4 separate regions of the Homo sapiens genome follow, and regions 2, 3 and 4 are each linked to region 1. A link is a contact called in ENCODE Hi-C or POLR2A ChIA-PET data. All regions are on one chromosome and are shown on one strand. The core of a region is the stretch at or near the end of the contact, and the rest is flanking DNA. Distances in the headings are between cores, read along the strand shown.

Region 1 (7,325 bases), core at 3,540-6,039:
AATTCCTAGACCATTAGAAGGAAACAAAGAGTGGGAATCACGTTCAAACATCATGAACCACTGGAGATAAAAAGTTTGGCCTATGAGGAAAAAAAATATAAACGTTATAGATCTGGCCTAGAAATACACCAAGAATGTACAGTTAAAGAAACAAAAATCTCTTACTCTTTCCCAGGTCATAAAATTAGCATATGACACAGGTACATCTACCAATGCATTCTTACACCAAAAAGTAATCCTAATTTATTATGTGCCTACCATGAGCTAAACATTTTATTTTATTTTATTTTAACTAATTCTAGCAACAATCCTCTAATGTAAGCACAACTATTCCCATTATATAGATGAACTGAGAATCTGAAAATTTGCCCAAGGTCACAAGGTTCAATGTGAACCCAAAACACACCCAAAACACACACTATTAATTTCACCATACCAGACCGCCGCCTATGACTGGGGAATGTTGGTATCTCCTCAATCTATGCAACACTGGGGCTAAAAGAAAACAATGCTGAACATGTAATCTACAAAGGAGAAACAAATGATAGGGAATTAACTGCCTATAGTAACGGTGGCATGGGGGGAAGAGGAAATAAAGAACAGGGCAGACTGGGGGGCAGGACAATCAATGCTGTTTTCTAGTAAATGGAAGGGGTAAAATGTAGTGGAGCCTGAGAGGAGGGTTATCTTCCTTCTAAGGGATTCAGCTCCTGGAAAAGGAGTATGGGGAGTGGGGGATAGAAAGATTAAGAAGTGAGAAGCAGGTAAGAGGTGCTCAGCAGCAAAAATAGATGTCCACAGACCAAGAGGCTCCAGAAACTCAGAGCAAGGCAGGGAAAAGGGGCGGTTCCCAGGCTTGCAGGGGAAATGGAAGAGGCAGGGAAGACAGAAAGCGGGTTTACTGGAGAGTTATCCTCTACAGCCTTCTGAGGGGGAGGAATGAGGAAGGCAAGGCTAATGGCCGTAAACGAAAAGGCCACTTAAACTGCAATATCCAAACACCGACCCGTTCATAGTTTCGCTTAATAGTGGTTTAGCAGCATGCAGAGCTAAGAAATCCGGATCAGAGTCATACAAACATGAAGACTTGAGGAAATGGAAGGCTACTATGGCACCATCCACAAAGATGGAGTAAATGCAGGCAACAGGATAAGCTCTATTCAACGCCTGCGCCAAGGGGACCAATGGAAGGGGGAGACAGAGCGGGCTAGAGGACTTAGGCTAAACTCGAATTTAGAACTGGGGAAGGAGTCACAGGGAAAAGCTTTGACTCCCCCCTCCCTTAAATACCAGCCTCAACTATCCACGTAGATGAAGATTAGATGGGACGACAGAATTAGGAGGGGTGTGGGGAGAGGAGGAGGAGTACACCAGTGACACTACTGCTTGAACCCTAAGCCTTAGCTCTAAAACCGCGAGAGTTGGCGAAGATGACCCCACCTCGAGAAAAACCAGGGTATTCATCCGGGTCGTCGGAGGTGCTGAGAACGGAGGTTGGCCGGCAGAAAAGGTAGGGGAAAGGGGCCACTCTTCATTGGTTGCTCCTCTTTCCCACCGTTCAATTTAACCCCCAACCCCACTCCCCAGCGAACTCCAGACTCCCCTCCCACCCTTCCCAATCCGCCCACTGCGGCGGCGACAACGGAGGCGTTGACCGATCGGTGGGGCAAAGGCGGGCCCACACGCGGCCGAGGCCCAGGAAATGGTGTCGCCTCAACGGACAAGAAACGAGGTGGTCTTCGCCTCAGGTCTAGTTTACCGGCACCCCGGCGTTTCGCCAATCGTCACCTCCTTAACGCTGGGCACCTCAGAGGCGTCATAAAGGCAGATAGCCAACACCTCTGTGCTGGGTCCTGGCCGGACAGACATCAGCCTCCGCCGCCATCTTAACAGCAGGCGGACCGACCCTAGTCACTGCCCCCCCACCCCCCACCCGCGAGCTACCTCAGCCACCGCCAACGAATCCCACGAGGACGTAACCCTGCTCCCGCGAGAATTCTCCGGCTTAGAACGGCACGAGCCGAAGACCTTGCCGCCGCCTCCGCGGCTACTGCAGTCAGTAACCGAGCCACCGCCGCCTCCGCGCGATCCCGCGAGAACCTCTACCGGACGGGAAAAGCCTGAGCCCAGCCCTTTCCAGACCCCTCCTCCCTCCCACCAAAGCCGAAGTAGCTACAGCTTCACCCTACGCGAAGCGAAAAGCAAATGACGCACAACCTAACGAAGCAGTGAGGGGCGGAGCCAACCTACCACGGCCGGCTCCCGCATGCGTTGAGAACTATCGCGATATTACGCTTTAGCCTCGGCGAGACCTTCTTAATTCACCGCAGGATGCCGCCCGCGCCTCGCCTTTAGGAAACATGAGATATCGCGAGACCTGGTGCACACTCCTAAAAAGGAGAAAGGCGGAGCTTCATGAAAATGACTGGGAGTTTTTCGGGGGAAGGGAGGAACCCTCCCGTCCTGCAGGGATCTCGCCTACCACGAGGTTTCCGACCCACTGCGGAGCTGGCTGCCAAACCTCGCGATGACACAGCTCAGCGCCAAATCTCGGCCATGTCCTGAAAACTGCCTCCGCCCCCGATCTAGGTGTCTAGAGCCTAGTGCTTGAGGAAAATTTAAAAAGTCAACCTGTTTATTCTCACGCTTCCGGGCAAGGCTGTACCAATTAGCCAAACTCCATTCTGGAAGCGGAGCAAAGAGTCCCCCATTGTTACCTGTCTCCAGGAATAACATATTATCCTGGACTAACATTTAAAAGACGTTCAATCTCACAGTAAGCACACAAATGCAAATGAAAACAATGACATAACATTTTTTGCCCATTAGATAGGGAAAAAAATTTTTAAACCTACATTATCCAGACTCCTTCCCTCGCCGCACTGCAGGCTAACCTGAATCCATCTTAATCTAACTAAAGGCCATATCATTAGTTCTAGTTCCAAAGCCACCAATTTTAACTACTGAAGCTTTACCTTGGCATAACCAAAAAGATCCAATAAAGTGGTTTTCTCCAAACAAAGGAGTCTGCCCTCAAAGGAATATTCAAGCTTCGGGGATGGGGGGAAATGCCTGAAGCTTTTAATATGGCAGTTTTTCCACGTCTAGCCAACAGTGTTTCTCCAATAAATCTTGGGATCCAATCTGGCTTGATTTGTGGGCTTTTCCATTCTAATGCATTGTTCTGTCCGTTCTAATTTAAATAGTTCCTTTAGAGTACATTTTAATAGCCAGTAGTACAAATATCCCTATCTTTACTTACGTTTTAAAATATTTTTTTTCAGTTATTCTTAGCCATTTTTTTCCCCCGGATGAACTTTAGAATCATAGTAAGTTCCAAAAAAACTTGGTATATTTATTGAAATTGCATCAACTGTATAAACCAATATAGGAAAAATGGACATCACTAAAATATTGAGCCTTCTTATTCAGAAGCATAGTATTCCTTCTCTTTTCATGCAGATGTTCTTTTATGGTATTCGTCAATAAAGTTTTATAGTTTACTTCTAGGTATTTTTATTCGTTTCTCTTGCTATTGCGAACAGGTTTTTTATTATTAAAATTTCAAAATGCTTATTGCTTATAGATAGGAAAACTGCCTATATAAACTATTGATATTTGCCTATTTACAAACAAAAATATGATCAATTTCGCCAGTAATCAGGGAAATGCAAATGAAAACAATGACATACGATTTTTTTGCCCTTTAAATTGGCTAAAATTACAAAGATTGATAATACGTGTTGGCATAACTGTGGAAAAATAGGCACTCTCGCACAACATTAAAGAGTGTAAATTAGTACAGGCTTTTGGGAAGGCAATTTGGACAAATCTATCAAAATTCAAAATGCATATACACCCTGACCCAGCGGTTACTCTTCTAAGAATTTCTCCTACAGAAATACTCATACATGGCATGATACATATACACAAACCCATTCATTATGGCATTGCTTGTAATAGTCCCCTCCCTCCCCCAACAGAGAAACAAGCTAATGTATATCAATCGGGAAATGGTTAAATAAACTGTAGTACAATCATACAATGCAGCTGTTTAAAACCCAACATAAATTTGGATTCCCGGATATAAGAAGATCTACAAGACATATTCTCAGATTTTTAAACAAGCAGTTAGTCGAAATGAATGTGTGTGTGTGTGTAGTACCATTTAGATATCAAAACATATATATGCAACGCCTAGTAGTTACCCGCGAAGCCTGCCTGCCCGCCCCTCACCTTCCCTCTCCTCTGAGGCCGCCTTCCTCGAACCAGTGAGAAACGCTGAAGGCCCGGCCTCTACTCTCTCTTTAGGGCCACTTGGCCATGGCTAATGCCGGTACCTCGCATCCCCTCTGTCAGCCGCTCTCTCGCCGCGCCGCCGGCAGCTGCCGGGCTGCCCCCGAAGATGCGGCTAGCTCTCCGCTGGCGCCTGCCGAGGCCTGGGGGAGGGGAGAGGAGGCGGGGTTCAGGGAGGGTTGGGGCAGGCCGCCCTGCCCCTCCAGCAGCCTTTCCCGCAGGCTCCCCAAGGCCGCCACCTCCGCGCCTCCGCGCAGGGTCCCGTGGGAACTCCCCCCCCAACCTCGCCACTGCCACCCGCGAGAAACCGAGAACGGCCGCGCGTACAGAGCTCGCCCTCCAGCCCAGGGATAGACGCTCACCTCGGCCGCAATGGCTCCGCGGGGCCCGCAGGAGCGTGCGGGGTCCGCGGCCCTGCTTCAGCCCTGCTTCAGCCCTGCTCCAGCCCTGCTCCAGCCCTGCTCCAGCCCTGCTCCCCTCGCTAGCCCTCAGTCGAAAGCCTCCTCGCTTCGGCTCAGCTCAAACTCGATTTGGGGCTCCACCCACCGCAAGCGAAGCCCCGCCCCTGCCCCTCGGGAGGGAGCTCCCTCCGCGGTGAAGTCGGGTCCCTTGCAGGGGACCGCGCCTGAGCTACCCAAGGCCCAGTAAATGCAACCATAGAGGATGATAGGGTCGCTAAGAATTGGGATTTGATTCGAGGCACGGTGGAAGCCGCGGAAGGGAACATGATTTGATCTGATTTACCTTTAAAAATTAACGACCTCGCCAGATGCCTTGTGAAGAATGGGGAGTGTGGGGCAAGAGGGCAAGGCTGGACCCAGAGCGGAGGGTGGGAGACGACGTGGGAAGCCGACCACCCAGAGTTCACGCGAGCAAACCCTTAAAACACTTCAGGCACATAGTAAGCCCTCAATAAACATTCTTTTTTCCTCCTTTAATTATTTGGAACGGCAGTGCGATTGACAAGGATCCTGTAGAGGATCTGCATCTGTAAATACATGGGAATAAAAAGGACCTGGTGGGAGATCACCTGTTAACCCTACTTAATTATTGTGGGCTGCGGACGACATTGGAGGGGCGAAGAACTTTGACTTGGAACTCTAGCTACTTCGATAAGGTTTCAATTTTTAATAAAAAGTATGTATTAATTTAGTATTTAAAGACAAAAGCACTATTAAAAGAACTCCTGAGACATCGAGGAAATAAAAACTGTGATTATACCCTCCACTTCTCTAATTCCAGCCCTCCAGAGCAGTGGTTCATCCCTCGAATTGAGAATCTAATGAATGGGTCCCCCACCCCAATATATACTTACACATAAAATTTTGTATATGATCTCAGGAGATGTACAGGGCCCCTTCGAGATACACTGTTTCATTGAATATTTTTACAATTTTTTTTTTTTGAGACAAAGCATCACTCTGTCACCCAGGGTGAAGTGCAGTGGCACGGTCACGACTCACTGCAGCCTCGACCTCCTGGGCTCAAGGATCCTCCTGCCTGCCTACAGTCTCCCAAGTAGCTGGGCCTCCAGGTATGCGCCACCACGCCTGGATAACTTTTTATTTTTTGTAGAGGCGGGGTCTCACTATGTTGCCAGGCTGGTCTCAAACTCTTAGGCTCAAGCAGTTCACCCGCCTCGGCCTCCCAAAGCGCTGGGATTACAGGCGAAAGACCCGGCCCATCTGTAACATTTAGTGGCAACATGAAGCTATACTTTCTTTAGCATGTAATTAACTTCGGTTGTTCTTTTTTCATTTTAAAATTGGTTTCCTAATTACACATGATTATTGTAAAACACGGATAAATTTAAAGTTCCCCTTACATTCATATACACAAATAGAAAAGCATGGCTTTGTTTTTGTTTTTCATTTAAAAAATAAATAGCATCCTTTTTATGTATTGTTATGTTAATTGCTTTATTCACTTAATGTAGCTTGAAGATCTTTCCATGTCAATATATATAAATCTACCTCATTTATCTTACCTACTGCATAGTATTCCATTGAATGAATATACTGTAATCATTCATCTATGGATAAACACATGTTATTTTCAATCTTTGACTATTACAGTGGGGTTTTTTTTTTACTGTTAACAATGCTGCAATAAAATTCCTTGTACATGCTTTTTTCTGCAGATGCTAAAATATTTCTGTGAGATAAACATGGAGAAATGAAATAGTTGGATAAAGGTAGCACACATTTTTTTTTTTTAAGATAGTGTCTCACTGTCACCCAGGCTGGAGTGCACTGGTGCGATTAGGGCTTACTGCAGCCTTGACCTCCAAGGCTCAAGCGATCCTCCCACCTCAAGCAATCATCCCACTTCAGTCTTCCCTCGAGTAACTGGGACTATAGGCGTGTGCTATCACGCCTGGCTAATTTTTGTATTTTTTGTAGAGATGAGGTATCACTACGTTGCTCAGGCTGGTCTCAAACTCCTTGGCTCAAGTGATCCTCCTGCCTCGGCTTACCAAAGTGCTTGGATTACAGGCGTGAGCCACTATTCTCTGCCCAAAGATAGCACATTTTGAAATTCTAATACATAATGTCAAATGACAAATTGCCACGTAGAACGACTATTTCAGTTTATACCTCCACTAGCAGTGAGTAAGAATTAGCATTTCCCTAAATTCTTACCCGGACTCGATATTAACCAATCATTTTAATATTTTGCCAATATAATGGGTGAAAAATGTCTCATTATTTACATTTCCCTGATTATTAGCTAAGGAGTATTTTCTTTCTTTCTTTCTTTCTTTCTTTCTTTCTTTCTTTCTTTCTTTCTTTCTTTCTTTCTTTCTTTCCTCTCTCTCTCTCTTTCTTTTCTTTCTTTCTCTTTCTTTCTTTTTTTTTTTGAGACAGTCTCACTCTGTCTCCCAGGCTGGAGTGCAGTGGCATGATCATGGCTCACTGCAGCCTCGATCTCCTGGGCTCAAGGGATCTTCTTGCCTCAGCATCCTGAATAGCTGGGATTACAAGTGCAAGCCACCATGCCTGGCTAATTTTTTTTGGGGGGGGAGGGGG
Region 2 (7,325 bases), core at 3,494-5,993, 750 kb after region 1:
CATTGCACAGAGATAGATTTATCGTAGAACAAATCAATCTTAAGCATCAGGGCCCCACACTTGCACAGGCCACTTCCAGGTCTCTGGTTATTGAGCCTGGTCTATTTGAAGAATGTTTAAGATTTGTCGCTGTGCCAAGAGAAGTTAAAATAACCTGAAATCTTACAGCTCACATGTAAAAGAAACTAGAAATTTTCCCAAGTTTGACAAAAATCTTAAAATGTACATTACTAATAATGAGTTGTGAAATTGAAACTTTTCTAAAATACTAATAATAAAAAATTTTACTCAACTGAATTGAAATCAATTGAATTCTTTGTGTTCTCTCTAGAAAATATAAAATACTTGTCATATGAAGAGTTCTATAAACTCTTTGATATCAAAAAATGTAGAAAAATTAGTAGAGAGGTGAGTCATGTAATTAATAAGAATATTTTATTTTGGCAGGGCGTGGTGGCTCATGCCTGTAATCCCAGCACTTTGGGATGCTGAGGCAGGCGGCTCACCTGAGGTCAGGAGTTTGAGACCAGCCTGGCCAACATGGTGAAACCTTGCATCTACAAAACAAAAACAAAACAACAAAGTAATATTTTATTTTTCTGGGTTAGAAGATGTTTGTGACATTTGTCAGTTTTTAAAAATTTGTAATTTGTAAATTAGATTTCTAATTTTAAGGAAATACTTTCATCAATAAATCAACAAATAAGTAAAGTGTACAATTCAATGGCTTTTAGTATAGTTTCTTCTGATTTGCTCCTTGGCTTTCTCCTTAGCTTTCTCACTGTGTGTTCACATAGTTGTCCCTGTGTGTACACCTCTCTGGTGTCCCTCTTTGCCTGTGTCCTCATCTCCTCTTATTATTATATTTTGTTGTTTTTTGTTTTTGAGACAGGGCTTGTTCTGTCACTCATGCTGGAGTGCAGTGGTACAATCATGGCTCACGGCAGCCTCAACCTCCTGGACTCAAGTGATCCTCCCTCCTCAGTCTCCTGAGTAGCTGGGACTACAGCCATCACACTCAGCTAATTAAAAAAAAAATTTTTTTGTAGAGATGGGGGGTCTTGCTTTGTTGCCCAGGATGGTCTCGAACTCCTGGCCTCAAGTGATCTGAGCCATTGCACCGAGTTCTAATCTCCCCTTCTTTATAAGGACATCAGTCATAACGGATTAGGGCCCACCCATGCAACCTCATTTTATCTTAATTACCTTTTTAAAGGCTCTATCTCCCAATACAGTCACATTCTGAGGTACTGGGGGTTAGGGTTTCTACATATGAATTTGGGGGGTGGTGGATACAATTTAGCTCATAACAGCAACCATTACCTCGTCTAATTTTTAGAACATTTTCGACACCCCCAAAAGTAGCCCTGAAGCCATTTAGAAGTCACACTCTATTCTTTCCCCATCCAAGCCCTGGGCAACCATTCATGTATTTTCTGTCTCTATAGATTTACCTATTCTGTATATTTCATATAAATGGTATCATACAATATGTGGTCTTTTTTGACTGGTCGGTAATTATACGTCCTCTTTCGTTCCTGATTTCAGTAATTTGAGTCTTCTTTCTTTTATTTCTTCCTCAGTCTAGCTAAGGGTTTGTAAATTTTGTTGATCTTTTCAAATAACTGACTTGGCCAGTTGCATTTGCTCACACCTGTAATCCCAGCATTTTGAGAGGCGAGGCAGGTGGATCGCTTGAAACCAGGAGTTCAAGACCAGCCTGGGCAACAAAGTGAGACACCCCCTCCCAACACACACACACACACACACACACACACACACACACACACACACAACCACACACACACACACACACACACACTAGCCAGGCATGGTGGCCTATTCCTGTAGTCCCAGCTAATCAGGAGGCAGAGGCAGGAGGATCCTTTGAGCCCAGGAGTTTGAGGCTGCAGTGAGCAATGTTTGTGCCACTGCATTCCAGCCTGGGCAACAAAAAAAGACTTCATCTCTGAAAAAAAAATAACCGCCCAGGTCCGGTGGCTCACGCCTGTAATCCAAACACTTGGGAAGGCTGAGGTGGGCAGCTCACTTGAGGTCAGGAGTTCAAGACCAGCCTGGCCAACATGGTGAAACCCTGTCTCTACTAAAAATACAAAAATTAACGGGGCATGGTGGCATATGCCTGTAATCCCAGCTACTCTGGAGGCTGAGGCAGGAGACTCCTTTGAACCTGGGAGGCAGAGGTTGTAGTGAGCTGAGATTGCACCACTGCACTTCAGCCTGGGTGACAGCACCAGACTCCATCTCAAAACAAACAAACAAACAAACAAAAAACAACAACTGACTTTTGGCTTCACTGTTTTTTCTTTTCTCTATTGTTTTTCAATTCTCTATTTCATTTATTTCTGTTCTATTATTTATTATTTCCTTTCTTATGCTTGCCTTGGGATTACTTTGCTCTTCTTTTTCTGGTTTTGTGAAGTGGAAGTGTAGGTTATTAATTTGATATCATTCTTTCATTTTTTATTTTTTTGAGACAGGGTCTTGCTCTGTCCCCCATGCTGGAGTGCAGTGGCACAATCACGGCTCACTGCAGCCTTGAGCTCCCAGGCTCAAGCAATCCTCCCACCTCAGCCTCCTGAGTGGCTGGTACTACACGCATATGCCACTATGCCCATCTAATTTTGTTTGTTCGTTTGTTTGTTTGAGACAGAGTCTCACTGTGTCGCCCAGGCTGGAGTGCAGTGGAGTGATCTCAGCTCACTGCAACCTCTGCCTACCGGGTTCAAGCGATTCTCGTGCTTCAGCCTCCCAAGTAGCTGGGATTACAGGTGTGTGTCACCATGCCTGGCTAACTTTTGCATTTTTAGTAGAGACAGGGTTTGTTCATATTGACCATGCTGGTCTCAAACTCCTGACCTCAGGTGATCTGCCCACCCAAAGTGCGGGAATTATAGGTGTGAGCCACCATGCCTGGCCTAGTTTTCAAATTTATTTATTTATTTAGTTTGAGACAGAGTCTCACTCTGTTTCCCAGGCTGGAGTGCAATGGCACCATCTCGGCTCACTGTAACCTCCGCCTCCCGGGTTCAAGCCATTCTCCTGCCTCAGCCTCCCAAGTAGCTGGGATTACAGGTGCTTGCCACCAGACCTGGCTAATTTTTGTATTTTTAGTAGAGACGGGGTTTCACCATCTTGGCCAGGCTGGTCTCGAACTCCTGACCTCAAGTGATCTGCCTGCCTTGGCCTCCCAAAGTGCTGTGATTACAAGCGTGAGCCACCACACCTGGCCTAATTTTTAAAATTGTTTTTAGAGATGGGGTCTCACTATGTTGCCCAGGCTGGTCTTGAACTCCTGAGCTCAAGCCATCCTCCCGCATCAACCTCCCAAAGTGCTATGATTACAGGCATGAGCCACCATGTCCGGCTCTTCTTTTTAGATATGCATGTTTACAGCTAAAGATTTCCCTCTAAGTTTTGCTTTAGCTGCATCTCATGCATTTTTTTATGTTTTTGTTTTCATTCATTTAAAAGTGTTTTCTAATTTGCTTTGTGATTTTTTTCTTTGACCCATTTATTGCTTAGGAGTGTGTTAATTTCCATATATTTGTGAATTTTGTAAGTTTCTTTTTACTGATTTTTAACTTCTTTCCATTGTGGTCAGACAACATACTTTGTATGTTCAATCCTGTTAAATCTATGGAGGCCTACTGTATGGCCTAGTGTATGATCTGTTCTGGAGAATGTTCTTGTGTACTTCAGAAAAACATGTACAGTTATCCCTGGGTATCCGTGGGAGACTGGTTCCACGACCTCCGGAGGATACCAAAATTCATAGATGCTCAAGTCCCTGATATAAAATGGCATAGTATTTGCGTATAACCTATGAATATTCTACTGTATACTTTAAATCATTTCCAGATGTGACTCACGCCTATAATCCCAGCAATTTGGGAGGCTGAGGCAAGTGGATTAAACCCAGGAGTTCGAGACCAGCCTGGGCAACATGGCGAAACCCTGTCTCTACTAAAAACACAAAAATTAGCTGGGAGTGGTGGTGGGCACCTGTAATCTCAGGTACTCGGGAGGCTGAGGCACGAGAATTGCTTGAAACCAGGAGACGGAGGTTGCAGTCAGCCGAGATGGCGCCACTGCACTCCAGCCTGGGCCACAGAGTGACACTCGGTCTCAAAAAAATAGATAAATAAATAATTTCCAGGTTACTTATAATGCCTAATAAAGTGTAAATGCTATGTATATAGCTGTTATACTGTACTGTTTAGGAGAATAATGTCAAGAAAAAAAGTATACACATGTTCAATGCAGATGCAATTTTTTCCTGAATATTTTCCATCTGAGGTTAGTTGAATTCACGGACGTGGACTGCCCCCCATAGGGAGAGCTGATTGTATTTTACTGTTGTTGGTTGCAGTATTCTATACAGATGTTAGGATGCTTTTTTTAAATGCAGATTTTTAAGGCTATACTCACTGAGTCCTCTGCCCCAGGGCCTGGAATCTGTATCTGTAATAAGTTCCCCACATATTTCCTCCGCAGTACCCACGGATCCGGAAACCATGGCCCCACACGTCCTTCAGGTCTGGTGTCCTTTGATTTAAGTGAGTAACTCTGGTGGTGTCATCGATCGCTCTGACAGATTTTTCTTTTGCTCTAGTCTTGCTGCCAGGTCTGCGGAAAAGAGAATCCTGTGTTCTCAGGCTCGGCTTGCGTCTCGTTCTGCCTGGGCCGAGCTACAGAGGGATTGGGCCGCCGGGACGTCACGTGGACTGGGGCCGGATAATGGCGGGCGCTGCAGAAGATGCGCGAGCTCTTTTCCGGGCTGGGGTCTGCGCGGCCCTGGAGGCCTGGCCGGCCTTGCAGGTCAGTGGGGCCAGGGCCAGGGCAAGGTCAAGGTTAGGGCCCGGGGCAGAACAGGAGTTGGTTGGGCTAGGTGCCTGAGGCTTGGCTAGGCGGCATAAGAGGAGTTGGCTGGGCGGCGTAAGCGGCCTCCAGGCTACTCCAGGTCTGCTCCCAAGCTGACTTGGTGGGCTTGGACCTGTGTTTACAGATCGCTGTGGAGAATGGCTTCGGGGGTGTGCACAGCCAGGAGAAGGCCAAGTGGCTGGGGGGTGCAGTGGAGGATTACTTCATGCGCAATGGTGAGTGAATGTGAGGCGCCGCGACCCGCCTGTGTGGGGGTGTGGAGAGGAGGAGCCCCATCCCGCAGAGCCTGCATTTCCTCTCGAGCAGTTGTGGATTGGTACCTAAAGGTGAGGTGGAATGAATTCAGCTTTTAGAATCAGAATCCTGGATTCCAGTGCTTTACGGGCTGTACCACTGACTCGTGGGATTACTCTGGACAAGGCAGTTTACCTCCCTGAGACTCAGTTTCCTAGTTTCTAAAATGCGTATAAAAGTATCCACCAGAGCGCTGTACAGTAGAAATATTATGCTAGTCACATATAATTTAAAATTTTTTAGTAGCCACTTTAATAAAGCAAAAAGCAGATGAAATCAATGTTAGTAAACTCGGTGTGTATGAAATATTTCAACATGTAGTCAGTATAAAACATTGAGATATTTTACATTTTTTAGTATTAAGTTTTCAAAATCTGGTATTTTACAGTTTTAGCACATTTCGATTTGGCCTAGCCATATTTCAAGTGCTCAGTAACCACCTGTGGCTGTTTGGACAGCAAAGATCTACACTGTAGGCTCGTCTTGAGGGATATACAAGAACAAGAGGCCCAGTAGAGGGCCTGTTGCATAGTATGGTTTTTAAAAAAATCTTCATTCAATTTCTAGCTTTGGAGATGACATTAGGCAGAGTCATCTCTCTCAAGAAAGTATACTATCCATTGAGGATCCACACACGTAAATAGTTACAACATTGATAGATTTTCTGATAAAGAGGAGCTCAGGGTGCATGGGGTAACAGGATGGGGAGACAGCTTCTTAGTGGAGGTGGTGAATTGGGCTGGGTCTTAGTGAGAAGGAGTTAACTAGGTGGGGGAAGCAGAGAGAGCAACACTCAAGTTCTGTGGCATGAGGGTATAATGTGTTATATTTGGAAAGTAGCAGGGAGCTCAGTATTGGAGTATGGGCGTGTGTGCGTGGGGGGTGGAGGAGTGGTAGAGAATGAAGCTGGGGTGTGGGAAGCCCCCTTGAAAAGCATAAGACATGGAAGCCCTTATGTGCCTTTGATTTTATCATTTAGGCCAGTGTTTGCCAAAATTCATGCTAACTAGTTCTGTTAGATGTTCAGTGAAGAAGCTTCTCCAGTTACCTTATGTAAGAAAAACTCTTGTTCTGCTCCCACTGAAAAGTCTTAACACTCATGAACATATTAAAGGCTTGGGTAAGAATAAGAACCACTAAAAAACCTGTTTGCTTTTGTTTCTCATTAGCTTTCTATGGATAGTGTCCCTTAAGACCCAGCAGAACAGATATTTCTCAAAGGCAAACTGTGAAACACTGCAGTGGCTGGTAAAAATTCGTGGGCAGGTTCTAGGGTGAGAAATAGGATGGGATTTGCTGGCTAGAAAGTTCAGGAAATAATCAGTATGAAGCATAACCTGGAGAGGGAAAGACTGATGAGAACGCTGTTTTTGTCTAGAAACTGATGAGGCCTGAAGTAGGACAGTGGCAACAGGCATGGAAAAGAAGGGGTGGAATAGGGCCTTGGAGATTGGTTGGCTGTAGACAGGGAGGGAAAAAGAGGCAAGTTCCTGGTTTGAGTTGATGGGTGGATTAGGTGTCTTTTCTCGGAGTAGAGGAACCCTGGAGGATGCGAAGCAGGTTTAAAGAGTAAGGTGATGAGTCTGGCTTTAGATATGGAAGATCTGCGGCATCTGTGAAACGTCCAGGCACAGAGTAGTCTCAGTTGGAGATAAATTCGGGGGATATTAAGTTTGAGTGGTAGGGAAAGCCAAGAGTGTGGATGAGCTCTCCCAGAGAAAGCACATAGAGGGGAGAGGGCTAGGAGCTTTGTGGGAGACTTTCTTGAGTTACTGTCTAATTCAGAAAAAGTAGAGCATAGGCCCATAGGTAACTGAAGCCCAGAGAGGAAGGTGGCTCAGTCAGAGTCACACAGTAGGATGTCAGTGTCAAGGCTATGATGATTTCATCATTGGAATTACTATGTCCATTTCTTCTTAACTATCCCATTGGTCTGTGGCTTCTTTTATCAGTGGAACCACAGTTGTGAAGGTTCTCTTCACTTCAAAAACTTCAGCTTTTGCATGATAGAAATTAACATGGATCATGGATCTTCACTGTGCTAGGCATTGTGTTGGATGGTTCCTCATAACAGACCTTTGAGGAGGCCACCATTAGCCCCACTTTACAGATGAGAAAACTGAGGC
Region 3 (7,325 bases), core at 3,098-5,597, 700 kb before region 1:
GTGGATCACTTGAGGTCAGGAGTTCAAGACCAGCCTGTACAACATGGCAAAACTCTGTCTCTACTAAAAAAAAATAATAATAATAATAAAATAAACCAATAATAAAATAAACCAATCATCTAAATAGATTCCATCTATTAAAAGATGGAATTTTCTTAATCCAGTCTATCATTGTTGGACATTTGGGTTGGTTCCAAGTCTTTGCTATTGTGAATAGTGCCACAACAAACATACATGTGCATGTGTCTTTGTAGCAGCATGATTTATAATCCTTTGGGTATATACCCAGTAATGGGATGGCTGGGTCAAATGGTATTTCTAGTTCTAGATCCCTGAGGAATCGCCACACTGACTTCCCTAAACTTAAAGTATAATAATAATAAAATTAAAAAAATAAAATAAAAAAATAAAATCACTGCAGAAAAAAAAAACATGGAATTGATGGTTGAAATATTTACCAAATCATGTTATAAGATCAGCATTACACTGACACCAAAATCAGACAAAGACAGCATTAAGAAAAAACCAACTATAGTGTAATCTCCCTCATGAACATAGATTCAGAAAATTCTCAACAAAATATTATCAAGAAAACATTTGGTTAATATTAAATCCAATAATATATAAAAAGGATAATGCACCAAGACCAAGTGGGATTTATCTTGGGAATGCAAAGCTGGTTCAATATTCAAAAATGTGTCAATGCAATCTACCATATTAATATACCGAAAAAAAACTGCAAACTCCAACCACATGGTCACAACAGTTGATACAGATAAAGCCTTTGACAAAATTCAACAGTCATTCATAATTAAAGAAAAAAAAAACAGCAAACCAGAATTAGAAGGAGGCTTGCTTAACTTGATATGGAGCAACTAAAAAAATCCTACACCTTATATTATACTTAATAAAGACTAACTGCTTTCTCCATAACATCAGGAACCAAACAAGGTTGCTCATTCTCACCCCTGTTATTCAATATTGTACTGAAAGTTCCAACCAGCTTAAAAAGGAAAGAAAAAGAAATAAATGGCTTACAGATTGGAAAGGAGGGACTACAACTACTCCAACTCACAGACATTATTATAATCTACATAGAAAATCTTGTCAGATTTATAAAAAATACTTCTCGAATGAACAAGGGAGTTAAGCAACATTATAGGATATATGTTCAACAACAACAAAAAGCAAAGCACTTCTATAGACTAGCAATGAACTGCTTGGAACATTTTTAAAAATATACAATACCATTTACAATAGCTGCCCCTGAAAACCTAACAAAACATGTGCAGGAGCCGTATGCTAAAAACCATCAGAAGCTAATGAAAGAAATAAAGGAACAATTAAATAAAGAGAGGGACGTACTGTACTCATGGATTACAGACTCATTATAGGAATGATGTCCCCAAATTGATGTACAGATTTCATGCAATTCCAATGAAATTCCCAGCAGGATCTTTTATAGATACAAACTGATTCTAAAATTTATGTGGAAAGGGAAAGGAGCTACAACAGTCAAAATGACTTTGAACTTTGGGAAGCCGAGGCAGGATGGCTTGAGCCCAGAAGGTCGAGGCTGCAGTGAGTCATGATCATGCCACTGCACTCCAGCCTGAGTGACAGAGTGAGACCCCATCTCTGCAAAAAATAAGAAAACTTAGCCGAGTGTGCTGGTGTACACCTGTAGTCCCAGCTACTCAGGAGGCTGAGGATTGCTTGAGCCTGAGAGGCCAAGGGTGCAGCAAACCGTGATTGTGGCACTGCACTCTAGCCTGGGTGAGAGAGTAAGACCCTGTCTCAAAAAAAAAAAAAAAAATCTATTTGCCTTATTTTTGTGGATAGTTCAACAGAAAGAGAACAGTCTTTTCAACAAATGGTGTTGGAAACATTGGACATCCAGGATATTTATCCTAGAAGAAGGAAAATTTATGTTTACACAAAAATCCATGCACAAATGTTTATGGCAGCTCTATTCATAATTGTACCAAACTAGAAATGACCCAAATGTCCTTCAATGGGTGCATGGATAAACAAGATCTGCTACACACATACAATGGAATATTATTCAGAAAAAAAGAAGGAACTATTGATATATTCAACGATTTGAATGAAACTCAAGGGGTCGAGCGCAGTGGCTCATGCCTATAATCCCAGCACTTTGGGAGGCCGAGGCGGGCGGATCAGAAGTTCGAGACAACCCTGGCCAACATGGTGAAACCCCGTCTCTACTAAAAATACAAATATTGGCAAGGCATGGTGGTGCGTGCCTGTAATCCCAGCTACTCAGGAGGCTGAGGCAGGAGAATAGAATCGCTTGAACCCGGGAGATGGAGGTTGCAGTGAGCCGAGATCACGCCACTGCACTCCAGCCTGGGCAACAGAGCAAGACTCTGTCTCAAAAAAAAAAAAGAAAAGAAAAGAAAAGAAAGGAAAAGAAAAGAAAAGAGACTATGCTGAGTGAAGAAGCCAGTCTCAAAAGACTACAGGCTGTATTATTCCATTTCTATGATATCCTGGAAAAGACAATAGTATAGTGATAAGAGAACAGATCCGTGGGTGCCAGCGCTTAGGGGTGGGAGAAGGAAGTGACTATACAAGGGCAGCACAAGGAACCCAGGAAGTTCTTTGGGGTGATGCATATGTTCTGGATACTGACTGTGATGGTGGTTATATCTATCTATACAGGTGTTCAAATTCACAGAACTATACCTCAAGTGTCCATTTTACTGTATAATTTCAAAAATTAAGAAAATTTGCCCACCAGACAGGTTAGAATCCTTGCTTTCTGTAAAACTGTTATAATACAGACATATGTATGCCTAAACACTATTGTTATTTGCTTTTGAGCCATGTAGAAAGGGAATCACATAGCATATCCTCTTTTATATCTGGCTTCAGTCACCTAATGTTATGTCTCTGTATGGTCTAGCTCATTCCTTCTCATAGCTGTGCAGTAATTCATAGTGTGAATCTGGCAGAATTTATTTATGCAACTTCTTATTGGTGTGTAGTTGGGTTGTTTCCAGTTTTTAGCTATTACAAGTAGGGTTACTCTATGAACATCATTGCATGTACAAGAATTCTCATCACAGGTCTGGATGGTCAAAAAGTAAATCAAACACTAATTAACGATCCAATAGGAGAATGACTGAATAAACTATGGCTACAATAAATGATGGCATATAATCCAAATCAGGTCAGAACAGGTGAGTCATTATTTGGATAAATTACCCAAGTGTTAACCTGGTGGCTGTTGTGATGATGACGCATGGCTCTAATGACTGCATGTGGGTCGCAGTAACTCACAGTGAGCTCACTGGGCTCGTCTCGGGGCACCCATAGGCAGAGATGACGACAACAGGAAGGAACAGTGACAAAGCAGGTGGCCACCCCAGAACACTATAGAGAAAATCTCACCTGGTCCCCAGACCATGGTTCTGCTCACAACCTCAGAACTTCCCTCGCCTGACTGTCCTGAGCACTTCCAGGAAGGCAGCCCCTGGCTGTCCCTGAGGTGGCCGCATCTGTCCTTCCCCACCAACCCTGACCCACTCCTCCTCCTCTTGGGCCAAATCTGCTTTATTAACGCCTCAGCTCCCCTCCATTCATGAGCATCCCCTGCATGTTGGGGGTATAATGATGCTCACTGCGCAGGTGAGGAGACTGAGTGTCGTAGAGGGCAGCAGCTGGGCCTGCAGCTGCACAGCAGGTCAGTGGGCCTGTGCTGGGTGGGCCGTGCCTCACCCCACAGCTGTGCACCCCCTCAAGCTGTATGGAGATTGTCTGCTGCCTCCTCTTCTGAGGGATCCTCCTGGTCCCTGTCTCCCCAAACCACCAGGCCTGGAGCTTCTAGACCCAGAGTTCAGGCCCTGGGAGAGGACAGGGTGGAGGCGGAGCCGGCAGCTGGCCAGGATCTGGCTGGGGGGTTGGTGGCCTTTTCCTGAGCCCCAGGCTCTGTTGGAGCCTGCCCCCAGTATCTTCAGGATCCAGGCTGGTGCCCTCAGGACTCGCCAACCTATAGCCTGACCTGCCTCAGAGCCAGTGCATCTTGTAGAAGAAAGCATATAATGCAATCATTAAATAAGAAAAGGAAGACAAAATTATATGAGAATTTTCCTTTAGCCATGGAAATGAGCTTCTGGTACAAGGAGAAGAAGTAGGAAGGAGTGAAAAGCCATCTGCAGATGACCCCAACAGCACTAAAACCTGGCCCTAGGCTGCCCCTACCTGTCCACATGCAGAGAGGGAGGCTCCAAGAGACACCCAGCCTGGAGCTCATGCACCCTGAGGCCTCTGACCCCACCAGGAGTGAATGTTTAAGACTGTTCCTCTGTCTTCTCTGAGGCTTTCCCGGTCTTGGAGATGAGATGCCCCCTGCTGGCAAAGGTGGATATCACTGCAACGTGGCTGCACTGTGCCTGGAGACACCAAGACCTCACCGTGGGACCACAGGCTTCAGTCAGGCTTCCCTGACTGAAAGGAAAAGGTCACTTTGACTTAGCAGGAAGCTCAGGTTTGGACTTGGTCCCACCCTGGACAACAGACACGGAGAAGAGGAAGTGGAGGGGTTGTAGGATGTGGGTGGGTGACAGCAGGGCTGAGGGCTGAGGACAGAATGAGCAGGGGCCACTGTGAGACTAAGATGCTAGCTCTGGCCAGGTACGGTGGCTCATGCCTGTAATCCCAGCATTTTGGGAGGCCAAGGCGGGTGGATCACTTGAGGTCAGGAGTTCAAGTCCAGCCCGGCCATCATGGCAAAACCCCATCTCTACTAAAAATACAAAAATTAGCCATGCATGTTGGCGTGCACCTGTAATCCCAGCTACTCTGGAGACTGAGGCAGGAGAATCGCTTGAACCTGGGAGGTGCAGGTTGCAGTGAGCCGAGATCGCTCCACTGCACTCCAGAGTGGGCGATAGAGTGAGACTGTCAAGAAAAGAAAAGAAAAGAAAGAAAAGAAAAGAAAAGAAAAGAAAAGAAAAGAAAAGAAAAGAAAAGAAAAGAAAAGATGCTGGCCCTGGTCAGAAGGAGGAGGAGGAAGAGGAGGACCAGGAAGGCCTCGGCAAAGGACTGTGCTCGGAGCTGGGGCTGATGAGAATACAGAAGGCCCTCACCTGTGAATGGGTGATAGAAGTAGAGTTGACAGTCACGGAGTTGGGTGAGAAAAGCATGATTCATGTTAGGTGGTCAGCCAGTGTCTGGTACAGAATCACGGTGAGGTGAATACCGATAGTATTGGTATGAATGGTTGTATTAGTCAGGGTTCTCCCAAGAAACAGAACCAAAGAGGGGACTTGTTATGGGAATTGGCTCATGTGACTGTGGGGGCTGAGAAGTCCTGCCATCTCCATCTGCAAGCTGGAGAGCCAGGGAGGTGGATGGTGTGATTCAGTTTGAGTCCAAAGGCCTGAGAACCAGCAGAGCCAGAGGCATAATTCATGGAGTCTGAAGGCTTGAAAACCCGGAGTTCTTATGTCCAAAGGCAGGAGAAGACGGGGTGTCCCAACTCCAGAAGACAGCAAATTCCCCTTTCCTCCGCCTTCTTGTTGTACCTGTGCCCTCGAGGGATCGGACAATGCCCACCCACGCCAATCTTCCTCCATCGGTTCACTGATTCAAAGGCCAGAAACACCCTCACAGACACACCCAGAGATAATGGTTTGCCAGCTATTTGGGTTTTTCTTAACCCCATCAAGCAGACACCTAAAACTAACCATCACAATAGTGATATAAAAGGCATCACTCTGTGAACTGCCTGCGACATGCTGTTCTCCTCTACAGGGTGGGCACTCACTCTCTTGGAGGCTAAGGTCCATCTGTCTACCTCTGTGGCCCCAGTATGGGGACAATGACAGTTACCATCAAGGCTTGCCAAGGAAGAGGGTAAGTGGTAGGCAGAATAGTGGCCCCCCAAACACATCCATGTCATTATTGCTAGAACCTATTCCAGCCAGGGAGATGACAGTGGGCCTGTACTCAGCCTTGCCCTGTGCCCGGCACTGCTCTCGGTGACTGACCAGTTGTCTCACCTCTCCTTCACATAACCCTGTGAGGAGGGAAAGTTAGTACCCTGATGACAGACGAGCAAAGGGAGGCAGAGAGAGCTGAAGCCACTTGCCCACCGTCTGATCCGGGGCAATTTAGTCCCTGCCAATGTCACTCCAGCCCCTGCTCCTACCCTGCCTCAACTACTAGACCCATCTAACATGGGCTCGGGAGGAGGGCAGTACACATGTTTTCCCCAAAACCTGCACCTACCCTGCTTGGCGGGCATTAGCCTCCTTTATGAATGGGGAACTGAGGCTGGTCAAGGACAGGTGACTTGCCCAAAGTCACACCACCAGGGCTTGGGGTTCCAGGCTTCTATGAAGCCTGCCAGGCCCCAAAGCCCACATGTCCTGGGCTATTGTGGGTGTAAATGAGGCCTGAGGGGAGATGGACCCCAACATCTGAGGACAAAATGGGCAGATCCTGTCTATCCCCTGAGAGGTGGTGTTCCTGCTCCATGGCTGGCGTCAGGAGCACAGGATAGAGGATTTCCCACCAGACAATCTCCACAAACAGGCCTGAGGGAGCCTCTGGAGCCTCCAGGATAGAAGGCAAGACCTGGAGCCCAGGGGAGGTTCTGCAGGAAGGAGGCCGCCTATGCTGTGTGGTCCACACCAGCAGGCCAGGGCACTGCGAGCCTGTGTGCAGGAGTCAGGGACACTCACGCGACTCCCACTTCCCACAGCACTCTGCTTCACTTGTGAGTCTTTTTTTTTTTTTTTGCCTGAGAGTGTATAAAACGTTAAGTGTATGTTTTAATGACAAGCAATAAGCTGCACGTTCATGTAACAACCATATAGTTCAAGGTCGATCACCATCCCAGAAGTCCCCAGGGTCCCTTCTCAATCAGTGTGTTTTTCCTCACTGTCCCCCACCTTCCCCTTCTGCCTCTCTCTTCCATCCCAGTTCCTTTCTCATTCCTAAAGTCCTGCCTTCCCACTGGAAGTAGAAATGTCATGCTGGCCATGGTTCCTGTATTATCATAAATAATTTCTACTGGCTGGCTGGCTGACTTTCAGTGTGGATGGCACCTTCCCTCCAGCTGTGGGCTCAAGCCCTGTGTCTCCCGTGGCACAATAGGAGGTCATCCCTCTTTTAGGAATTTCAGGTGTGAGCAGGAGAGCAGGCTCAGGGCACTTCTCTGAGCCTCAGGTCCTTCATCTGTGACATGGGAGAACCCCATCTCCCTCTCAGGTTGTGGGAGAAATAGAGATGGGGACACCAGGCACCTGTCAATGAGTGCCACATGTCAAAACCTTGGATGAGCCTTTCTTTAC
Region 4 (7,325 bases), core at 2,961-5,460, 670 kb after region 1:
CACTTTGGGAGGCCGAGGAAGGTGGATCACAAGGTCAAGAGTTCGAGACCAGCCTGGCCAATATGGTGAAACCCCATCTATACCAAAAATACAAAAATTAGCCAGGCGTGGTGGCATGCACCTATAATCCCAGTTCCTCGGGAGGCTGAGTGAGGCAGGAGAATAGCTTGAACCTGGGAGGCAGAGGTTGCAGTGAGCTGAGATCGCACCACTGCACTCCAGCCTGGGTGACAGAGCAAAACTCTGTCTCAAAAAAAAAAAAAAGATTCACGAGAAAAATATATCCCTGAAAGGGCATCAAAGCTCATTTCTGTAGTGAGTCAATCTCAACATTTGCCAAACCAAATCTCATAACAAGCTCTATCAAAACAATTAAAAATTGTATCAATTCTACTTTTAAAGCTTTAAAATTTCTGAATGAATGTCTTATAGATGTCTTTCAGTCATCAAATATCTCCTAACGGCATCATAAATGTTATGATCTCAAACAAAGGTGGAAAAGACCCACTCGTTTGAAAGAATTCTGGCTTTTGGCCAAGAGACAAAATCGAGTATATCTGTAAATAGAGCTGGTCTACTTATATTGAGAGACTGAGAAAGGAGGGGTTTTTTTCCTTATACACAATTCCTTCCCCACGAAAACATACACAAAAAATTTAAGCCCTCCAGGAACAACAGTTAACTGTGGCCTGTCAGGGAGGCGGAAGGAGGGGAGAGTACTAGGGAAAAGAGCCAACTCATGCTGGGCTTAATAGCTGGGTGATGGGTTGATAGGTGCAGCAAACCACCATGGCACGCGTTTATCTGTGTGACAAACCTGCACATCCTGCACATGTACCCCGGAACTTAAAAAATAATAAAATAATTATTTTTTTAAAAATCAGTTAAATATGCTAATAAGTATTATTTAAAAATAAAAAAAATTAGGCCCTCTGTTAATTATTTTTATTTCAATTATCTGACTAGAAATCTGATAGCGGGCCCATGCCTGTAATCCCAGCACTTTGGGAGGCCGAGGCGGGCGGATCACTTGAGGTCAGGAGTTTGAGACCAGCCTGGCCAACATGGGGCAACCCCATCTCTACTAAAAATACAAAAATAAGCCAGGCATGGTGCCACGTGCCTGTAATCCCAGCTACTAGGGAGGCTGAGGCAGGAGAATTGCTTGAACCTGGGAGGCGGAGGTTGCAGTAAGCCAAGATCACGCCACTGCACTCCAGCCTGGGTGACAGAGCGAGACTCCCTCTAAAAAATAATAATAATAATATCCATTATTTTCTTTACTTCTGCCTACTCTGGTTCTTTGCAGCCACTGGCTTTATCATTTACCGGCTCAGCAATGAACAATATAGTAAAAACAAAACTCTATGGAAGAAAGTTAAGTCAACACTACAGAAATCTAACTCCTAAAACTATAATTATTTAAGCAAATGTAAACTTGTGATATGAAGATCAACAATGGTCTAGAAGTCAGAACTCCGGGGTTCACCACTTACTAGGGCATGTCTTGTTTTTCTGGGCTTCATTTCTTTTTCAGATAGAAGGAGAAAAATACCTTTCCTACCTGCCTCCCAACCAAAGTACCGTAATAAAATTATGTACAAGGTATGATAGAACTCTAAAGAGGGGGACCTAACCTAGCTTGGTGGAGGATGCTGGGAAAAGGAAGAAAGGGAAACCAGGAAAGGCTTTCAGGAATAGCTGGTGACAAATGTTAAGTTTTAAAAGAATGAGTTCAAATTCTAGGGGAGGGGGAGAGAGAGCATTCCAGGTAGAGGGGGACATCAGAAGCAAAGGCAGAGAGAGAAACACCATAAATCTGTTTATGTTATTCCCCTTCTTAAACAATCAAGAGTTCCTAATTCACCCCAGCCTCAACCTAAGATTCCAGCCTTATCTCATTCCATTCTCCAAATATACCATGCTTACACTTTCAAGACCCAAAATGTGAATGTCCTTCATCTAGAAACATCTAGTTCAAAACTGGGAGGCCGCCTTGCCTGGTTGAGTTAGTGCAACATTTCCAGGCTCTTACAGTGCCTTTATACTTCTACTGTACTATTTAATACATTAAGTATTCATCTCAATCTGAGAGACTATGAACAGAATATGACCTTTTGTATTCAAACTGCGGGTAGCCTAAACAAGGATTACACTCTTTCCAATATCAAAGCAGAATAAAAGAAAAACAGCATGGGAATGTTCTCAAGTTTGCAACATTTCCAAGAAAACTAAATATATATCAGTAAAATGTGTAAAAAATAATCACAAAAGATTAAAATCCATAACCGTTAATCTTGACCCAGAACAGAATGAGACCAGGACAAGACATCCTTATCAGAAGATAAGTATTCAGAGAACAAAATGTTCACGTAATCTGTTGTAATTTAAACTCACACCAAAAAGCGAGTGCCAATTTTCAAAGATAAATTCGTAATGACCAAAAAAAATGTACAATTATTTTAGTTCAAAGTCAGCTTTAGTGGATTTTTTAAGACAGAGTCTCGCTCTGTCGCCCAGGCTAGAGTGCAGTGGCACAATCTTGGCTAGCTGCAACCTCTGCCTCCCAGGTTCAAGAGATTCTTCTGCCTCAGCCTCCCAAGTAGCTGGGATTACAGGCACGCTCCACCACGCCCGGCTAAGCTTTAGTGCATTTTTGCTATCCTTTAATGCAAGGTATCTTTCCCTTGAGCTGTCGAGTTTAAACAATTTTTAAACTCATCAATCCAAAGGATAGAGACCGTCTTAAAAGACACCCGCTGCTCTGTCACATACTAAGACCTCTTCAAAAGTTCTCTTGGTATTACAACTTACTATAGATGAAAAACAGATAACGGTATCTCCAAAAATTGGATACAATCACTACTATGCAGAAGATTTTCACAACTCAAAAGCTGTTTTATTCATATAATTGTCTCAATCAACAGTAACTCTTAAGAAAAAATAGCCATACTATTCGCATCTGTTTTGAGGGTTCAGTCTCATTTTAACAGTCTCTCAACCCCCAAGATACGGAGATACTCACGTGCAGGATTTCCACCCCCACCCCATTATATAAATGTTTCACCACTTTTAACTAGTCAAACAAAACCTCTTTCAGTACAGTGAAGCCACCTCACCACTTTCATCCTCACCTATCATACCATCTCCTCCCCATCCCCAACCTGTCAGTCACACAACACACACCACCCCTTCCCAAATAACACCTCAGAATCTCCTTGAGCCTAACACATTTACACAAGCCAGCAATATTTCTCACCCCATCCTGTCCCTCACACATCAGCTGAACCTCTGAAATAAATCTACTCTTTCCTTCATCCTATTCCCATCAATACAACTGAACTTCCCACACCCGAAGCGATCTTCCCTTTCAGTAGCTTCAATCTCACTTAAGTGATCACTCAGTCCTTTGTCAACCGTCTCCTGTCCCCCTCCTGTATCCTCCTCACCTTCCCCGTCCCCTGGTCTTCCATCAGCTCCCAAAGTTGTCACCCCTCAACAACAACCAAAAAAAAAATCAAAAACAAAAAAGAAAACAAAACAAAAAACGCACCTCAGCCTCAAACCTGCCCTTCCCCACTTTCCCCCTGTTCATTTTCCTCTCCGCCTATTCAGCAGTTTCGACAGCCCCTTAGCCCGGAGCCCGGCCTCGTCCGGTACCGACTGGTGAAGGCACTCACCCTGCTTCGGTCAAGCCGCCCCCCGCTAGGGCGCTTACTCCTAACAGACTCTTGGCCGCCGCTGCCTCCCTCCATTCATCCCTGGCCCATTCATCTCTCAGCCCGATCCCAGACACGCCCCCCGGCCTCCTCCCTCTCTCCTAGCGCCCCGGCCGGCCCGGGACCCTCACCAGATTAGAGGCTCTCGCAAAGGAAGACTCTCTTACTCTTTTCGCTTCTCCCTCGCCCTCTCTCGAGCCTCCTCTCGCCCCACGACGAGCCACACCGTAGAATAGACACATACACACACACCGCCTCCTCCTCGATCGCCTCCTCCGATGCTTCTTACTCCTCTCCTCGATGTCTCGAGCTCCGCTCCGCGTCGTGTGCGCTTGCGCGCGCGAGCGTCTCCCCGCGAGCCCACCGGGCCAGCTACGGCCGGTAGGTAAAGAGCGGGCGGAGAGAGGGGAGCGGGGTACGAGCCCAAGCTCGCGCTCGGCCCGGAGCTGAGCAGACGCACGCGTACTCCAGCCAGGGAATTCGGACGGGTAGGAGAGAGGGGCGGAGGGGGGGCGGGGAAGGGAGGGGAGAACAGAAGAGGGGGAGGGGCGGAGAAAGCCAACGGAGCAGCCCCAACTCGGAACCGCCCCTATCGCAGCGAGGTGCCGAGTGGCCAGCCAACTAGAGTGCGCGCACGCCTCCCGCCCCCCTCGGCGCCGCGGGAGAGAGGGATGCGCGTCGAGGAGAAAGGCTTCTCCCCATTCCAAAGAGAAAATCTCTTAGAGGAAGCACGCGCGACATCTCCTGTGTGTTCCGAAGCGCTCTCGCTCTCTCTCAGCTGCTCTACCCTCTCCCCTCAGAGAAGAAGAAGAAGAAGAAAAGTCCAAGCACACACTACTTCCTAGCCCCCCACTGCCCACCCTTGGGTCTCCGCGAGCCTCTGAATGCTGTAGCGCCGCTGTTAGGAGGTGGTACCCGCCGGCACCTTTTCGCCCGCCACCCCTGACTCCCTTTTTCCAACTCCCGGGATTTCTCGCGAGACCCATACCTGCCGGCTTTGGGATTAGAAGTCGAAGCACCGATTTACAAATACTGGCCTCCCAGTTACGTTGCGGGGGCAACAGCCACGGCATGTCTCCCCCGCCCCCCAGGACCGCAGTGCGCGCGCGCGGGGGCTGGGAAACGACCAAAGCAGGGATGGGAAAGGGAAGCTATGAAACTGATTTTTGACGGCATGTAACCGCTAGGCCTGGGCACGTGCCCTGCGCCTCGCAGACGGGTGCGATGTACCCTGGGAATTGTAGTTTTTCTTCCCACCTATGGTCCGACTCCCACCCTCAGTTTTACTTAGGCCTCTGACCGGGAGGGGGATTTCCGACGCCATTTTGCCGGGAACAATGGCCCTCGGCCCTGATGGTGGCAGGTGGGGGAGGGAGCAATGGTTTTAAGGGTTCGGTGAACCTCCTCGGCCCCTTGGTGCCATAGCAACCCCTTCAGAGACCTGGTCCCGCCCCCTCGCCGCCGCCAGGCTTCTAGAGCGCGCGCATGCGGAAAGGCTGCCTCCCACTGAGACTGGCTCTCTGTGTCTCCCACCGGCCACCTCCTTGAAAAACTCCCAGATCCTCTAGCTGGTAGTGAATGCTGCCTCCTTCGAGCTTTCGGTACATGTTAGCCTCGGCGCAGCGGCTTCAAACTGCTTCCTGTGCTATGCCAGAAGCAGTATAGAATTGTTTCCGTCATTCTCCCATGAATAATCCCGGCCCGACAGAGGAGGAAATTGAGGCTCAGGAGGGGAAATGGACATGAATTGCTCAACTTCATACTATTTGTGGAGTTAGAACTTGAACCCAGGTGTGCTCACTCCAGAGCCGAGGCATTTTTCAATCTCCCGGGAGTCATCTGGTGGCGCAGCTAAAGGGCAGGGCATTCTTTTCGAATGCCCCTCAAGCTAGGAGGCTGTGTGGGAAATATCTGACTAATGCTTTCAGCCCTCCAGCCTCGGCCCTATCACTGAGTTATCCCTTCTCCACTACCTATTTTTCTTTTCCTGCTGTAGGCCTCAGAAATCTCAGTCTTTTTCAGCTCTTTAAAACAGCACAATCAATACATTTAACTCAGGTTTCCAAAGTCCAAATAAAGTGTAATGGTTTATCTTTGACTTTGTAAGGGGGGGGTGAGTATAATGATGGGAGGCCTTGTAGCCCTATCTCTTGCCTCTGTCCCTTCCTTATTAATTTCCATATTGCCAGAATATGTAAGGAAACCGGACCATGCCCTTAATACATTCAAACTCCCATCTTTCCGTTTTGACAACGGAGGGAGATGCTGAGGAAACAATAGGGCTATGAGGTCCAGCCACTAGAATGGTGGAGATCTTCCTTCCTGGCCGATTTGAAAGAGCAAGGTGTGGTTTCTCCAAATAGCTTCACCATTCTACCTTAAGAGTCTCTGAAGTCTCAATTAGCTGAAAAATGGATGGGGTCTCCCACGCTCCTTTCCTCACTGTCCCTGAAGATAGTCCCTTTTCCCTGTTGATTGGTTGACTAGTGTAGGAAAAACAGAGGAAGAGTAGCTGAACAACCAGTAAGGGGCAATTTCAAAGTTTCAAAGGTTACCAGTTTATCCCAAGTCTTTGTAGGTCCTGACTCCCATGAGATGGCAACTAGAAACTTGTGGCCACCGTTTCTGTTTCTCAGTGTCACCCTATTCCCACCACTGCCACACACATCACCTTCATGAAAAGGCATCTAGCTCAGTTGTGACCTGCTCCTCTTCCCTTGTCTCTGAGCCTGATGATGTAGGTAATGAATAAAGAACAACACTTGGAAATGTTAGCCCTTCAATCTGCTTAGATGTTAATTCTTTTGAGCAGTACCTCTTTGATAGTTGAATACTTGTTAAAAAAAAAAAAAGCTATTGAGTAGAGTGACTTTTATGACCTTTAGAAATTTGAAAATCAAACAAGTCGGCTCCCCATCCAAATACAGGTCCTTCTCAATTTAGACCTTTTATTGACATATGTGCTCTTCTGTTTGGGACAATCTGGTCTGTAACTCAGCACAAATGCCACTGTAGGCAGAAAGGGGAGCGGGCAATTCTAGCTAATCACCAAGGTATGACAGGGAACATTCCCTTCCTACCCACTGGTTTCCACTGACTCTCAAGTGACATTTGCAATGTTCCTACTCATCAAACAGAAATTTTGATTTATATTAACTATTTGTAGTTTGGTTTTACATTGTTCCAGGAAATCATCCTTCCAATAATCTAATTCATTTTTTTCTAGAGGCTCCGGTGCCAATAAATTACAAAAAATTTAACTGGAATCATTTTTAAACCCCAAAATCCCACAGGAGTGGGGGTAGGAGGTTAGTTTCATGGCCCTACTATCTGTTGGTCTCTTTCCTACCACACAGGATGGTAACTCCTTCAGTCAACAAGATGGAGCTGAAATGAACCTCAAAGTTTGTAGTTAGCTGACCACTGCAACCATGGGTAGAGTTGTGACTGTTTCTGGAACTTAATTTCTGACCCGGTGCCCTCTTTTTAACCAGGTTATTGGGGCGGGGAGGTAAACAATGTCCATCATTCTTGATGTTCATTTCCCTTAACCCAAGTGATACCACAGTTTGGGGATCTTAGGTAATGTCCAGGCATGGGTGTAAG

Evidence for each region. A loop is a pair of places that touch in the nucleus more often than their neighbours do. ChIA-PET counts read pairs that join two places held with the same protein, here RNA polymerase II (POLR2A). Pooled maps may share reads with other maps.
Region 2: a map of ascending aorta shows a loop between it and region 1 (4-fold over the local background). The contact joins the promoter of TSR2 here to the promoter of HUWE1 in region 1. A Hi-C loop is called at or near these places in 2 of 168 maps with a recorded cell type or tissue (ascending aorta and chondrocyte), 6 of 37 single-sample maps with no recorded cell type and 19 of 50 pooled maps. POLR2A ChIA-PET finds 5 or more read pairs at or near these places in 2 of 52 experiments (HEK293 and WTC11).
Region 3: a pooled map shows a loop between it and region 1 (4-fold over the local background). The contact joins the enhancer-like site here to the promoter of HUWE1 in region 1. A Hi-C loop is called at or near these places in 1 of 168 maps with a recorded cell type or tissue (naive thymus-derived CD4-positive, alpha-beta T cell), 1 of 37 single-sample maps with no recorded cell type and 7 of 50 pooled maps. POLR2A ChIA-PET finds 5 or more read pairs at or near these places in 2 of 52 experiments (CD4-positive, alpha-beta T cell and activated CD4-positive, alpha-beta T cell).
Region 4: a loop to region 1 is called in a map of naive thymus-derived CD4-positive, alpha-beta T cell, with 5 times the contacts of the local background. The contact joins the promoter of WNK3 here to the promoter of HUWE1 in region 1. A Hi-C loop is called at or near these places in 1 of 168 maps with a recorded cell type or tissue (naive thymus-derived CD4-positive, alpha-beta T cell), 1 of 37 single-sample maps with no recorded cell type and 13 of 50 pooled maps. POLR2A ChIA-PET finds 5 or more read pairs at or near these places in 2 of 52 experiments (both WTC11).

What each region holds. Positions count from the first base shown.
Region 1 is chrX:53,681,930-53,689,254 of GRCh38, forward strand. It overlaps HUWE1 (HECT, UBA and WWE domain containing E3 ubiquitin protein ligase 1), which reads right to left and starts at 4,790. Exons shown (of 84, transcript NM_031407.7): 1 at 4,659-4,790; 2 at 4,341-4,439. RefSeq lists an enhancer at 4,134-4,213 and silencers at 4,424-4,723, 4,797-4,971.
Region 2 is chrX:54,435,661-54,442,985 of GRCh38, forward strand. It overlaps TSR2 (TSR2 ribosome maturation factor), which reads left to right and starts at 4,744. Exons shown (of 5, transcript NM_058163.3): 1 at 4,744-4,842; 2 at 5,030-5,120. The coding sequence starts at 4,762. RefSeq lists an enhancer at 4,462-4,511.
Region 3 is chrX:52,985,849-52,993,173 of GRCh38, forward strand. It overlaps a transcript of FAM156A not described here. Among named protein-coding and RNA genes, the nearest start is that of FAM156A, 31 kb to the left of the region's middle. RefSeq lists an enhancer at 3,823-4,402. Within about 2 kb of position 4,348, at least 9 of the 41 ENCODE cell types and tissues checked have a DNase peak (open chromatin) inside an H3K27ac peak, as active enhancers do.
Region 4 is chrX:54,353,836-54,361,160 of GRCh38, forward strand. WNK3 (WNK lysine deficient protein kinase 3) reads right to left here and starts at 4,211. Exons shown (of 24, transcript NM_020922.5): 1 at 3,851-4,211.